Linked DNA regions of Homo sapiens: all the other regions are linked to region 3. Evidence: chromatin contacts called from ENCODE Hi-C or POLR2A ChIA-PET data. All regions are on one chromosome and are shown on one strand. The core of a region is the stretch at or near the end of the contact, and the rest is flanking DNA. Distances in the headings are between cores, read along the strand shown. Region 1 holds the start of CHROMR (cholesterol induced regulator of metabolism RNA). Region 2 holds the start of FKBP7 (FKBP prolyl isomerase 7). Region 3 holds the start of AGPS (alkylglycerone phosphate synthase).

The links. Hi-C counts contacts between places; a loop is a spot of excess contacts on that map. ChIA-PET counts read pairs that join two places held with the same protein, here RNA polymerase II (POLR2A). Pooled maps may share reads with other maps.
Region 1: a loop to region 3 is called in a pooled map, with 7 times the contacts of the local background. The contact joins the promoter of CHROMR here to the promoter of AGPS in region 3. A Hi-C loop is called at or near these places in 6 of 50 pooled maps. POLR2A ChIA-PET finds 5 or more read pairs at or near these places in 2 of 52 experiments (T-cell and activated T-cell).
Region 2: a pooled map shows a loop between it and region 3 (8-fold over the local background). The contact joins the promoter of FKBP7 here to the promoter of AGPS in region 3. A Hi-C loop is called at or near these places in 5 of 50 pooled maps. POLR2A ChIA-PET finds 5 or more read pairs at or near these places in 2 of 52 experiments (A549 and CD8-positive, alpha-beta memory T cell).

Annotation. Positions count from the first base shown.
Region 1 is chr2:178,412,125-178,414,930 of GRCh38, reverse strand. CHROMR (cholesterol induced regulator of metabolism RNA) reads right to left here and starts at 1,272. Exons shown (of 5, transcript NR_110204.1): 1 at 818-1,272. RefSeq lists enhancers at 1-355, 143-402, 904-1,103, 933-1,508.
Region 2 is chr2:178,477,263-178,480,067 of GRCh38, reverse strand. FKBP7 (FKBP prolyl isomerase 7) reads left to right here and starts at 1,468. Exons shown (of 4, transcript NM_181342.3): 1 at 1,468-1,789. The coding sequence starts at 1,569.
Region 3 is chr2:177,391,511-177,394,419 of GRCh38, reverse strand. It overlaps AGPS (alkylglycerone phosphate synthase), which reads right to left and starts at 1,647. Exons shown (of 20, transcript NM_003659.4): 1 at 1,371-1,647. The coding sequence starts at 1,630. It overlaps LOC100130691 (Putative uncharacterized protein FLJ44553), which reads left to right and starts at 1,729. Exons shown (of 9, transcript NR_026966.1): 1 at 1,729-1,847. RefSeq lists silencers at 1-219, 1,428-1,647.

The sequences.
Region 1 (2,806 bases), core at 23-2,522, 1.0 Mb before region 3:
TGAGCTTCACCTTCCTGCTAATGACAAAATCAGCAATTGCCTTTAACCACAGGAACTTCAGCCCGTTGGTCACTAGGGGGAGACACACACGTGGTGGGCCTCTCCAGGCTCCTCAAATCCCGCCAGAGTCGCCACTGTGTAGTCTGCCCAGAGAAACCACACCCAGTCTTAGGAAGAGGAAACTGACTGCCATCCATTTCACGCTACTGTGGCCGGCGAGCTCAGAGTGGAATCATTTGCAAGGCAGCTCCTCCAAGAATAACCAAGCCGAGATCTAGCTGATCAACGATTGAATTTAGAGTAAAACTTGACAGAATAAAACTCCCTTCGGTTTGTCCGTACTACCTGGGTTTGCAGAAATGCTTTTCCTTAGCATTTAATTTTGGGACCTGTAAATATAACTGCTTTTTAGATGCATTCCATAATCCTCAATTAACTTACTGCAGTAAAAAGATAATTAGGTTAATATAAACTGCTCCAAGGGGTTTCTGATCAGACTGAATTTTATTTCATTTGAAATAAGGTCGTTGTTTAATCTTGCAAGTTAAATAATCTTGATTTTACGCTGAATAGGGGCCTGAGATAGATGAAAGAAAATTTCCTTTTCATACATGTGAGAAATAAACTGTTTCTTACACTCATATTCACAAGTGTGACCGTTAGTCCAAGTTGAGGCAATTAACATATTTAGGAAGAAAAAAACTTCCTCACAGAAGGATTGGCATTGGCCCTTCTGAACAGTATTGCAAAGTCTGAAGGAAAAACCCTATTGACACCACTTTCTAGCCAAATGCTATAGGACGATATCAATACTTACTGTACTGAGTGGGCATTTATTTAGTTATTTCACAGTGAAGATATCTTTTCTGGAAAATTCCTCATAAGAAAACTGAAATTCAAGCTCCTGCTCGTTCTTCAGCCACCGCTACTCGTTCCTGCTTTTTGTGCCCATAGGTTCTTCTGCCCAAAACAAAAGCTGTTAAATCACCGCGGCGGCGCTGACGTCAGGGAGCAGGGCCGCGAGGCCCCACCAGGTCGCCAATGAAGCCTCCCCTCGGCTCTGCCGGGGGCTTTGCGGGGCGCATAGAGGCTCCCAGGCGGATAGAGGCTCCCAGGCGGAGGAGTCCGGGAACCCCTAAAGACCCTTTAGGAAGCAAGGTCCGGAAAACCAAGCACGAGCAAGAGGCCCCGGGCGGCTGTATCCCTGCCCGGCGAATTCAGAGGGAGCGGGCGCCGCGGCCACCCAAGAGCAACGAAGACGGCGGCGCGGAGGAGAGGATGGGGAGGGGTGTGGGCCGCCCAGAGGCGCGGAAGCTGGGAGCACCGCGCGGCTTAGGAACTAAAATAAATGCTTGTCTGAATCTGCCCCGGGTGGGGGATGAAGGAACAAGGGCTTGGGAGGAGACCGATACATTTTAGAAATTGCCGGTGGGGGAGCCAGGGGCGGTGGCTCACGCCTGTAATCCCAGCACTTTGGGAGGCGTAAGGCGGGCTGATCACCTGAGGTCGGTAGTTCGAGAGAGACCATCCTGACCAATATGGAGAAAGAAACCCCATCTCCACTAAAAATACAAAATTAGCCGGGTGTGGTGGTGCATGCCTGTAATCCCAGCTACTAGGGAGGCTGAGACAGGAGAATCGCTTGAACCCGGGAGGCGGAGGTTGTAGTGAGCCAAGATCATGTCACTGGATGTTATTTGTTAATTTTTTGATGTACACTGCAAGATCACACAAGAAATGAAGCTATTAAGCCCAGGTATTGGGCCTTTTATAGGGGTGTTTTTTCATGGTGAATGGGTAAATATGTCTCTACTTTGTGTGCTTATTAAACAACCCTGACTATGTGGTCTTGAAAGGAGAGATCCTGCCTTAGTTTCGCCTCTCATTAGCCTTATGTGAGAGCTTTTTTTCAGAGACAGGCAACCAGGAATATTTATTCCAGAAGCAGTCATTGCAGTGGAGAATTTGGGGTTTGAATCATAGAAGACAGAACTAGATAAAATCCTAGATGTTACCTCCAATCCCTTCATTTAAAAATTTGAGGTCACCCAGGCCAGGTGCAGTGTCTCACGCCTGTAATCTCAGCACTTTGGGAAGCAGAGGCAGGTGGATCACCTGAGGTTAGGAGTTCGAGACCAGCCTGGCCAACATGATGAAACCCCGTCTCTAATAAAAATACAAAAACTAGCTGGGTGTGATGGTGCACACATGTAATCCCAGCTACTAGGGAGGCTGAGGCAGGAGAATTGCTTGAACCCGGGAGGCGGGGATTGCAGTGAGCCCAGATGGCGCCACTGCACTCCAGCCTGGGCGACAGCGCGAGACTCTGTCTCAAAAAAAAAAAAACAACAACAAAATTGAGGTTACCCAAATTAAGAGAATTGGTAGTTAAGACAGACCAAGATTAATAACTTTTAGACATTTGTAGACCCTAGTTATTGGGGGTGCTAGACTCTTAACACTTTTCCAAGAAAAGGGGTAAATCTTGTGTTTCTTAATTCGGAAGGAAAAAAAAAATCTACCACTTGCAATTTGGCATGGGCCAGAGGCAATATTATCAGTTATATGCCTCTACGGTGTGATATTGAGTGATATACATGGAGAGAATATGGGCTACATTTTATGGTTTACTGTTTTGGGGAAATGAGGCCTTTGACATGCAGGGTAATTATTGCTGGGGACTCTGCTCAATAGGAGGCCATCACCTGGGCCCCATGCCAAAGGGAAAGCTTGTAAATTCCACTTCCCTGGAAGGCTGATAACGTGTAATAATCATGACATGGATTACTTGGTCCTGTTGGGTCCC
Region 2 (2,805 bases), core at 219-2,718, 1.1 Mb before region 3:
TTTTATTTTACATAAAATCCTGTTTTTTCTTCAAAAATACATAAAAGCCTTCCTATTTCTGTTTGCTTCGTATTTTCCTCATATTCAAGGGGTCTGAAATTATCTCCTAGGAAGGCAATGTGCAGCAGACGGGGTCCTCTGACAAGGAATGGCGAGGGCCCCCAAGGAACTGTCATCACGCCGATAACCTTGGATAGCCACAATTTTATTTAGAATATAAAACATGGAACTCGACTTCGGAATTTTAGTCTAGAAATGGGGACTTCCCCCTAGCTTTTATGATTTTTGAAACTCCTGCTTGGACGCAATTGTCATCTTGCATAATCGACAGTAATTTTCAGGTTTATGGAATTTTGCAAACTTTAAGCAAAGCACATCAATCAGGCTCAGTGCTGCGGCTTTTCTTCGCATCACCGAGGTAGAATAGCACCTCTACTCCCAGAACTTAATCCAGGCGAATGCAGAAGGCCTTTGCTGGTTTTCTGGTTTGGGTAGTCTTTGGGTATTCACTTGGAAACAAGGCGAATTGATGGATGGATAGAGTGATGGATGGATATGTAATAAATATAATATAGTTCAATGACAGGATCCAGATGGTGGGTGTAGGAGAGTTTACTGTAGAATTCAACTTTCTGTGTATTTTAAAGGTTTTCATACTAAAATTGGTGGTGAAGTGGTGTTGTCACACAGATTTGACCAAATCCCTGCTGCGTATTAGCTGTGAGATTGGGACAACATGCCCAATACTCAAGTTTTCTTGACTGATGTGGACAATTACGTATCCCATGGGATGGTACAAAAAAGTCAAAAGAACATTCCCCGCACTACCAGAGGCCCTCGAATCAAGGGCGGCCCCGAGTGGCGGGGAAAAGAAATGCAAGCCAGCGGAGGATGCTGAATTGTGGAGGTCGGCTCTCGGAAACGCCTGCAGCCAGGCAGAGGAGTTGCGGTACCGCAGTTTCGTTGCATCGGGCTGGCCTTCAGGTTGTGCGACTCAGCCTGGAACCTCTGAATGCAAGATTCCGACCTGAGAATGCGCTTCAAGGACACCTCCGAAGCACCCAGAAAGCCACCGCCAGCCTATTTTTTACGCTCCTTTTCCAGCATGCCTCTCCCTCCCCCCAGTATCTATCTGCTCGTTCCCTAGGGGTCTTAGAAGCCTTTTGCTTCCAGAAATGACAACCATATTCCCTGACTCTACGACATCCCAGGCTGTTTATTTCGTCTTATGCCAGTTTCATTTTAGAAAATGCGAATGTTGTCACCGAACCCTGAGGAAACCTGCTGTAAAATACGCGGGTTTAGCGAGAAGAAGCGGAGCGAGTGTGCGTTGCGATCTTAAAGACTGAGGACAGCCAGCCCGAGGGCCTAGAAACAGCGTTAACCGCGCTGAGCCCGCTGCGGGAGGCGGAGGGGTTGGGGCCATGAGAGGGCGGGGCCGCATCTATGGCCCCGCCCCGGCCCTTTGTGACGCAGGACAACGCCTGCCACGCGTCGGAACTCGGCCGCGGGACATCCACGGGGCGCGAGTGACACGCGGGAGGGAGAGCAGTGTTCTGCTGGAGCCGATGCCAAAAACCATGCATTTCTTATTCAGATTCATTGTTTTCTTTTATCTGTGGGGCCTTTTTACTGCTCAGAGACAAAAGAAAGAGGAGAGCACCGAAGAAGTGAAAATAGAAGTTTTGCATCGTCCAGAAAACTGCTCTAAGACAAGCAAGAAGGGAGACCTACTAAATGCCCATTATGACGGCTACCTGGCTAAAGACGGCTCGAAATTCTACTGCAGGTAGGAAATGCTGCGAGCTGCCCGTGCGTCCAGTTGCACAAAATCTTGCCTGCCTCCACCAAGCGGAAGCCTCATTGGTTGGTTGGTTGGGGTTTTATTTTTTAACGGTAAAAGTTGAGCCCTTTATTCATTAAAAAAAATCACATTATATGGCAGTGTTTCTCTAATAAACTGAATATTTTTATTTAAAGTATTGAAAATGTTGTGGCAATAAATTATCAAAAATACGATACATCCACACACACATCAACCACCACCATTACCCTTGGGACCTCCAGAATTAAATCAAGGTTCTGCCTATAAGGATGTTCACATTTTTCCCTTGCCAGAAGTATTGAGTCTTTACGGAGGAATACATGGAATAAAGAGATTTAATTCTGGCCTTCAGAAGCACGATTTTTATAGGTTGTGGCCACTTTCTATCAAGAAAAACAGTTACTTCCCTGGTGACTTCTGGTGGGCCCTGCTCCCTCATTCCACCTGGTGCCTACTCTGATTTAATTGATGGCTTATTACTCAGAGGGAGAATCTTTTCTTTACCCTGTAAAGATAGGACTGGGAAAAACAGTTCCATCCATTTAGAATAAAATAGAGAAATTTAATAAGAATTTATACAATTTTATAATTTAATAAGAATTTAATAAATTATATCATTAGAATTTAATAAGAAAATATACCATTTTAAATTACTATTAAAATGACTTTTTGAGGCTAAAACTGCCCTATCATTTTTTTACAACAAACCCAGGGAGTTAAATGAGTTCTTTGTACAAGCCATGCACCTAGTTAGGGGCTGGAGACCCATTAAAAAGTTAACTGTTGAATAGTTTTTGTAAAGATAACAATTTTAAAAAATGAGATGGCTGTTAATGATTAACTTTGGGCAAATCATACTTCTTTCTGGTGATTATAGGGAAGTTTGAGTCAAACACCCCATTAAGGGTTTTAGAAAGAGTGATTATATGGGAATGATGGTTAGAGAGGACTCCAATTTTAAATGCCCAGCTGTATTTTCA
Region 3 (2,909 bases), core at 398-2,897:
GTTTGTATGCCAAGAACAATTTCCCCCTTTGGCAAACTATTAGTAATGCAAACATCCAAAATTTACTCAGACAATCTTTACTTTGGAACATCTTTGCACTAACAAACACAAACCCAAAACTGGGTTAAATGACCAGGTGGTATAGTTCCCAGTTAAGTTTCTTATAACGCTGTATTATAATTTTACCTACTAAGCTATTCCTTCCTTAAGAGTAAATACCGTATTTTTAAATTTCTGTATTGCTGGTACAGTGTGTATTTTGTAAAGACTCATGTATGTTGAATTAATTCATCAGAAGCAAGTATAGCTTAGGAACTTGGCCATGAAGTCAATTTGATGTGCTTTCAAATTCTAACCTGTCACACAGCATATCTGCTAAGACTCCAGCAGACTTAATTTATTCATCTGTAAAATGGGAGAAAACCGCACATACCTCATAGCTTGGGAAGAAACAAAGGATTTAGCACACTTTGGCACACTTAAAAGTACACTTTAAACATTAGCTACTTATTTTTTTCACTCTCGGTTTATCCATTTATCCACGGTGACAAAGCCACACGTCAGAAAGTAGCTTCTCCTAATAGCCTTCATCAGAGATTGAGGAGATCGAGACCATCCTGGCTAACACGGTGAAACCCTGTCTCTACTAAAAATACAAAAAAAAAAAAAAAGATTTCTCCAAAAACATCGAAAGTCAAGATCTCTTACAAACATCCCTCATCGGTTAGACTCTTGTCTTTTAGCTTCTGGTTACACAGAGCTCAGTAGCTATACCACCACACCTTAAACCACTAGCTAGTGTTTGCAGTTTATGGCTTCTTACCATTCATCGGTTTCCTCCCTCAAAGTCAATACATCTTGATCCTAAGCAAGTGGAACTTACCCCACAGAAACCAGTCAGCACCTTTTTCCAGGGCACCACCAGTTTCCCCCACAGCAGGCTTTCGCGAATGAGAGAGATTCCTATGATCTATCATCTAGTACAAATTTATATCTCCTCGGAGAAAAATAGAACCTCTGCTACCCATTCCAAGACCTCAGCACCAAAAGTATTAATTCAAGATAAAAAATGAATTCCTGGCACTAAAAGCTCAGGAAAAAGGAATCCTTTAAACCCTTCTCCAACGAGAGTTCTTCAAGCCTGTTACCCTCACATAGTGACCAAAATCCACCATCCCATCCCGCCCCCTTCCTGACAGAATCCAGGGTCTAGTCCACTCTCTCGAAAGAGAGGTGGGTCCCTACTTTCAGGGACCGGGATGCCTTCCGCCCACCCGTGTCACTTCCCTTCCCACCTCGCCTGTGCCCTCCTGCAGCACAGGCCCGGCCTGGTCCCTCGACGCTAACTCCTTCCACATACCGCTACTCACCGCTTCTTTGGGATGGTGCCCGACTCCTGCGCGGCGGGAGTGGCCGTGGGCGCTGCCGTGGCCGCCGACGCGGCTCTCCGCGCTTTGCACTCATTGGTACTCAGAGCCTCCCGGGGCCGGCCCAGCAGATGGCCAGAGAGAACCCGCAGCCTCCGCCCGGCGCGGTCCGGGTCCGGGTCCCGGTCCCGGTCCGCTGCAGACCCGTAGCTCGCGCCCGCGCCCAAGCCAGTCCCACCCGCTGCAGCCGCCGCCTCCGCCATGGCTACCGCCTTGTGCTGCCGCCCGGAACCGCTGGGCGCGGGTGAAAGGTCACTCAGAGCGGCGCCCGGCGCGACCATTCGCTGCGGCGCATCCCGGCAGCCACCGCGGCGACTTGGCGGCGGGTGCCATGCGTCTGGAGCTTCACATTCTCTGCCCCCCACCCACCGCGCCGGCGCTCCCTTGTCACGCCTCGGGAAGCGCGCACCTGCCAAGCAGGTGAGTTCGAGCTGACTCCCGGTTGGCCCAGCCCGGTCCAGCTGGACCGAGAGCCAAACCACGTCCGCCCTCGAGGTGTCCTAGAACCCTGGGTGGTGTCCTCGGGTGTGGCCTGGGGGCTTTCGAGGGCAGATGCCTTGGAGCAGGAGAAATGGGCAGTGCTACTGGACCTGATGGATCCAGCGGCATCCTTTTCCTGAAAGAGATTCTAATGTTCCACCTGTGCTCTTCCTCCCTGCGGGGTCACCAAAGTAACTCAAAGCTGACCATCATTGCCTCTAACCATTAGAGCAAATAGCTCTATCATTTTCTTATTTCTCACCACCTATTTCGTGCCTGGCACTGTGTTTAATGCTAGATCACAAGTAAGTACAGAAACTGAGTTGCAACTTAAGTTCTCATTTCATTCATTACTGGATCCTAACCCCTTCCTAACTTTAATAGAGATAAAGTTTCTTATTGCTACAGACAAAAATTACCCAAGAGCTGTGAAGACATCTCAGTTATTTACAGATTGAATTCATTTCTGGAAGATAGCACGTGAAAAGTGCTCCTCACCTGTTTCAGCCGGTGTCTTGCATAAGAATTAGCTTAGACAAAAACTCACATACACTGGCCATTGTCATTCTCCATCCTGTCACCACTTTCACATCATGCTTTCCTAACAAGAAAAATATTGGCAGAGGAATCTGAAGAACACCACATCCATGGGACTAGAGACTAACAATTGCTCTCTTGGGTGTTGCCAGCTTCTAAAATTGAGATTATGCCTTTAGAGTGAACTTCCAAAGAGGCCCAGACTGGTTAAAAACTCTCAATTAAGGGCTAAGCAAATTGCTGTTGGAGGGCCAGCTCTAGTCTGTGGCCTGTTTTTACACAGCCCTCATGCTAATGGTTTTTGTATTTGAGAAGGGTTGTTAAAAGAAAACAAGAAATTTTTTAAAAGAATATGCAACAGAGACCTTATGTGGTCCCAGAAGCCCCAAAATATGTATTACCTGGCCTTTACAGGAGGTCCGAATGTCTTCTGAAATTTATATACGAAGAGATACCAAACCATTG